Regions from separate parts of the Mus musculus genome. Here region 2 is linked to region 1. The links are chromatin contacts, found by POLR2A ChIA-PET in ENCODE. All regions are on one chromosome and are shown on one strand. The core of a region is the stretch at or near the end of the contact, and the rest is flanking DNA. Distances in the headings are between cores, read along the strand shown. Region 1 holds the start of Col16a1 (collagen, type XVI, alpha 1). Region 2 holds the start of Pef1 (penta-EF hand domain containing 1).

Region 1 (2,909 bases), core at 249-2,748:
CAAATGGAATTAGAGATAAAAAGTAGATTTGAACCAGGCCTGCTGGGCACCGACTACCCAGGAGGCTGAGGCTAGAGGGTTGAAAGATCTAGGCTTGGCTGGGTGTGCTGGTGTGCATCATTAGTCCCAGCGTTCTCTAAGCAAGGGGGAATCTCTGTGAGTTCAAGGCCAGCCTGGTCTGCAAAGGGAGTTCCAAGACAGCCAGGGCTACATAGTGAGAACCTATCTTAAAAATAGAAAGTTCTAGGTTTGCTTCTGTCCCAGACCAGCTCAAGGCCAGCCTGAGCAACAGAGCGGTTTGGGTTTTTCGTTTGGTTGTTTTTTTTGTTTGTTTATTTGTTTGTTTTTGAGACAGGGTTTCTCTGTGTAGCCCTGGCTGTCCTGGAACTCACTTTGTAGAGTAGGCTGTCCTCAACTCACAGAGATCCACCTGCTTCTGCCTCCTGAGTGATGAGATTAAAGGCAACAGGCTGCCACCACCAAGCATGTGTGTGTACACCTGCACAAATTTACACATCACACACACACACACACACACACACACACACACACACACATACCACTATACCACCAAGGGGGGGGAGCATTAGCCTAGAATATGCAAACTCTAGGCTCAATATCCAGTTAAAAAGAGAACAAAACCAAGTTTGAGGGCCATGGAGATGGCTTAGCAGGTAAATGTGCTGGCCACCAAGACTGACCACCTTAGCGGGATTCCCCCAGAACCCCTATTGTGAAAGGAGATAGCTAACTCCATCAATTGTTCTCTGGCGTCCACACATACAACATGGCATTTACAACTATGCCTGTGTACACGTTCCGCACATACACATACAAAATAAATTAATTTAAAAAAAAGTCTTCTTAAAGCAGGGAGCAGGGAGGGGGCAGGGGGTAGGGATCTGAGTCTTTCCAACCTTCTGGAGTCCAAGAGGACTCCCTGACCCTACTTCTGTAGAAATGGGGACAGAGCAGAAGGAGTTAATTTAGCACAGGGTTGGGGAGTGGTGCTCTATCCCCTCCTCCCAGTGCAAGCAGAGGTTCTACAGCCTAGGAATGCTAGGCCCAGGCACTGGAAAAAGCTGACCACCGAGGCTTGGTCAGCAGCCACGTCGCGGGTTCCACGACTATGGAGGAGGGGTCTCTAGTCTTCTCCAGCTTTCTGGGGTCTCAGCCAAGGAAATTAGGGGGGGCACTAAGGAGGTCCCGGGCGCGCCTAGCCTGGCCTCCCTCCCGCCAGCCAGCCAGCCGCAGGCGCCCCTTCCAGGGCAGCTCTGGGCACGCAGGGTCCCGCCTTGCTCCGCTCACCCGCAGGCTCACCTGGCTGGGGAAGCGGGACGGGCGGGCCCGGGCGCAGGGCCAGGCCAGGAGCGCGGCGGTGCAGGCCAATGGCCAGTGCCTCCGCAGCCGCCGAACCCTCGCGGTCTCCCTCCTCCTCCAGCCTGGCGGGCCGGCCCAGCTGTGTTCCATTAGCCTCTTGGCAGGCCCCCAGCCCCCTGGAACCGCCCTCTTCCCTCTCCAGGAGCGGCCGGCAGTTCCTGCAAGCAGGCGTGTGAGTGTGCGCGCACGCTGCGCTGCACTCAGTCTAGAGAACTCAGGACGTGGAAAAGCTGGGGTCAGCGCAGACTGGCAGGGAGAGATCGAGGATCCTCCTGTGGGCCGTGGACCCCTGGCCCTGCTTCCCATAGCTGGCAGCCTTAGGGCTGCCAGGATTGCTCAGTGAAGGGCTCCGCGGGCCGTTGGTAAGTGGGCCAGCACTGGGCTGCTTCTCCCTCTGAGCTGAAAGGGCATATTCTGCTACTGACTCGCTATGTGACCTGGGGCAAGTGGCTAGCCCTCTCTGAGGGCCTCAGTGCTCTTTTTCTGCCGTGGGGTGATCTGGAAACTCCATGCTGGTCCTGCTGTCTCTGCCTCCATCTGTGTCTGTGTTGAGGGGGGCGGGGTCTCCTTGGAAGCATCTCTCTAGCTCATCCCTACAAGCCCTTCACTCAATCTGAGGCCTGGGAGTAGGAGCCAGAGTGGTGAACATGTTGAGCCCATCTCTATGTTCACGCCTCCACATGCACCCACATGCTGCTCATAGTCGGCTACCTTTCCACTGGCTGTCAGGAAGGGAAGGTCAGGCTGGGGTTGGAGAGTGGGGGGGATGCACACCCCTAGGATGGGAGATGACTGAGGTGGGGGCACAGATCCATCCCAAGAGTCCAGCCTCATATATATATATATATATACACACACACACACACACACACACACACACACACACACACACACGCATGCGTGAAGGCATCCTTTATTCTGTATCCAGCAATAAGGGAGATAAGTAAGCATGGCACCGTACAAAATCTGACTTGCCTAAGAAAGTACCAACAGAAGAGCCTCCTGGAGGGTGCTCATAGTCTGGCTCTGGACAGGAGCATGTATGTAAACTGGGCTTATCAGTTCTCATGTCTCTTAGCTCGCTTGCCTGCAGCTAGGTTTGATTGCACAGTCCCGGCACCTATGTGCCTATAAGCCTATGTGTATTGTATTGATACACATGGCTTTGTGTGCTCATGATCTGCCTGTCCTAGAAGGGGCCAGATGATATATGACTCTGCTGGCCACTTGCTGAGCCTGCATTGATTTATCTGGGCCCATCCATCAGGGTTTAATAAAACAAAAAGACGAGCATCCATCAGCGGGAGAGGTTGGCAACGGGGTCCTGAGCCCTGGTGACCTGCTCTCCTGCCCCTGTACACACAAGGGGAAGCTTTCTTGGCTCATACACAGCCCTGTGATCTCTGCCAAGAGACTCAGTCCAGTCTTCAGCCCCTGACCTTGTAGGTGCCTGGCAGGGCTAACCTGGGCTCAGCTGAGCACAGCTCTCCAGGTACTGGGCCACTATGCACCAGTGCAGAACACAGCCC
Region 2 (2,909 bases), core at 227-2,726, 60 kb after region 1:
GTGGAAATGATCAGAGAATTCTTACGCTGGGCTAGACTGCGACACAGTGGCAGTACTGGAGGGACTGAGAGGAGTGGCTAATGAGCTGGGAGCCATGGGGGGAGGTGTTAAAGAGAGGGTGGGACAGGAGGAGTAGATGTGAGAGGCCATTGGTCTTTATGAATGAGTGTTGTAACCCTGAGTGTGAGAGGCTGTGACTAGTTCATTTTTAAGTTAGCATTTTCCTAAGTTGTATTCCAGAAAACTGTGACTCAGAGAGGTTAAATGACTTCTTCAAGATCACACAGCTAGAAACTGTTTAAAAAAGAAAACGAACAACAGGATCTGCTCACTAACGCCAGTGCTGAGGGGGAAGCTGAGCAAAGAAATAAGCCAGCGGGGCGCTGGTGGGTAAGGCTGGGCCAGATCACGAAGGAACTGGATCACCAGACTTGTCTTCCTCTGCAGGTAAGGATGAGGACCGTGCTTTGCAGACTGTCCTATGGCCAGTACCACGATCAGCAGTGGGACTGTGGAAAGTGCCTGGCTAGATTGAAAGCTCAGGACTTTTTATTTAAAAAGTATAGTGTTGGCACTGTAGATACTGGGGATACAATTATAAGCAAATCAAACACAATTCTTGTCCACATGAGAGTTTTTGTTGTTGCTGCTGCTGCTGTTGTTGTTTGAGACAGAGCCTCATTATGCAGCCATGGCTAGACTGGAACTGTCTATGTATGTATGCTTGCTTCTGCCTGCTGAGACTAAAGGCATGTGCCACCAGGCCCGGCCACGTGGGAATGTAACTAATCAAATAAACATGCAACCAAGTTTAGAACCTAAACCCCAAGAGCCAAGTACAGGAAAGTTGGTAACTTAGGAACTGTGATTTGACCTACAGAGGGAATAAAACCTCCTTGTTGAGACCTAGTCATCTACTGACACTAGTTCTAGGCCGTACTTTGCTGAGGAACTCACTGTGAGTTTAGGTAACTAAGTCATTGCCTTTCTGAGCCTCAGTTTCCCCATACATAAAGATAGGAGCACCGTGACATCTTAATTTTCCTTCTCTTCTGGCGGTCTGACCTTTCTCCACTGTCCACGGGTCTGTTTAGTACCCACGTTCTAAATGGCACCTGCATTCCAGGAAAGGCTTAAGTTCTCAGTAGCCATGGCAACCGCCTGGGCGTTAGAAGTAAAGTGATCACGACAGTGACGTAACTAATATGCGTCAGGTTATAATATGGCCTTGCCAGGTTATAATATGGCCACCACAGAAACAACTGACCAAGTCTCCCCATTAGATAACTACAGCTGGCCAGGCCCGAGGTCCGCTGCAGGTCACGAAAAATAAAAACAAACGAGCCACTACGGTCAACAACACTTCCGGACACTCCTACCCAGCCCTCTGTAAGGTACCAGCTCACCGCCTGTGACTTCCGTTTGTTGACCGGAAGATTGACAGCCTGTCCGTCCAATCACAATCGGACCCGCCCCAAAATCCAACCAGGAGCGGCATTGGGAGCAGGAAACTCCGCCTACCACAGTTGTGTGACGTCATAACCGCCATGGCCAGCTATCCAAACGGACAGGTGAGTTGTAGTGGCCCCTGCGTCAATATTTGGGCTTGTCTATAGATCCGGTACCACTCTCCATCCTCGGCTCTTTCTCCCCACTTGATCCGCAGCCTTTTCACGCAGAGGTTTACTTCAACAAGACTCTGTGTGAGCGAGAAACAGGAGGGCCAGTCCGTCGCGCTCGTTTTACGTCACATAGGACCACTCGAGGGGTTGTTTATATTGCGCAAAACTGGCTTTGGGGGTTTTGCTGTGAATTGATCCGGGCTGAACCGGACCAGGGTGCTTAACTCAGGTCTCCGTGGGGCGGAGTCCTCTGTGCTCTCGAGGCGTTTAGAGCTCTTTTTCCCTTGGAGTCTTTCTGGGCGTAACTTGATAAAAACAAGTTGCCCGACTCTCTCAGCACCGTCCTGCGACCGAATAATCTCGGGACAATCAGTGGTAGGAGGTACCAGAAGTGAGATTACACCCCTCACGGTTGTCCAGCGTCCTTTCACACGTAGGAAAAGTGAAACCCAGAGAAGATATGGAGTTTATCTAAGTTACCAAGTAGTTAGGCAGCAGAGCCAAGGTCAGAACTTGGGTTGTCTGCAACTGCTTCTTCCTTCCTTTCTAGCCTGCCTTGAACCAGCCGGGAACATCATTTCAGTGTGATTTATTTTGTGGCCAGAATTAGGTGACATAGAGGTGCCAAATGCAGTTTTGAGTTAAAAGTGGAGCCAGATCTTTGCCGCATTAGTTTTAAGTCTTTTTTTTTTTTTTTTTTTTTTCCTGATCCAGTTTCCTCTCATAAAATGGACCAAGTAGTAAGAGTCCACCCCTCACAGAGTTATTAGGAAGAACGATGTGATTCCTGTAGGCATATGCTATGCTATACGGTAAAGTGTAACATCACTTTGTAGGAGTTTTCAAAGCAGGCCCCTCACTTCGAAATAATTTGGACAAAATAATCGTCCTGATCACAGAGTAGTTTAAGAGATTAGTCTCATGTATGGAAAGTGGAATGCAAAGTCAAATGGGTTATTACCAAGCTTTGATTGGCCATAGTCACAGACTAAAAGATATTTAAAGGCCTATGTGGTTTATATAGCATTTCTTACATTTACTTTGTGTGTGTGTTGGGGGTGGGGAGAGGGCGGCTACACATGTGCACATGCACAGGAATTATTTTTTTCTCTATCATGTGGGTCTTGGGGATCAACCTTCTTGGGCCTTTCAGCAAGCCCCTTTACCCACTGAGTCATCTTGCTGGCTCCCACACAGCAGTTGGGCCCCCATTGTGCCCATATGAAGACCCTGTAAGCATGCAGGGCTTATTATTTTGACTTATAGCTGAGGAGCAAACCCAGAGAG

Evidence for each region. ChIA-PET counts read pairs that join two places held with the same protein, here RNA polymerase II (POLR2A).
Region 2: POLR2A ChIA-PET joins it to region 1 with 11 read pairs in Patski. The contact joins the promoter of Pef1 here to the promoter of Col16a1 in region 1. POLR2A ChIA-PET finds 5 or more read pairs at or near these places in 4 of 5 experiments (Patski and embryonic stem cell).

Annotation. Positions count from the first base shown.
Region 1 is chr4:130,046,342-130,049,250 of GRCm38, forward strand. It overlaps Col16a1 (collagen, type XVI, alpha 1), which reads left to right and starts at 1,499. Exons shown (of 70, transcript NM_028266.5): 1 at 1,499-1,742. It overlaps Gm12963 (a long non-coding RNA gene), which reads right to left and starts at 2,081. Exons shown (of 6, transcript XR_003955360.1): 1 at 2,067-2,081; 2 at 1,321-1,585.
Region 2 is chr4:130,106,080-130,108,988 of GRCm38, forward strand. It overlaps Pef1 (penta-EF hand domain containing 1), which reads left to right and starts at 1,477. Exons shown (of 5, transcript NM_026441.4): 1 at 1,477-1,571. The coding sequence starts at 1,548. Gm40258 (a long non-coding RNA gene) reads right to left here and starts at 2,039. Exons shown (of 2, transcript XR_868200.3): 1 at 1,522-2,039.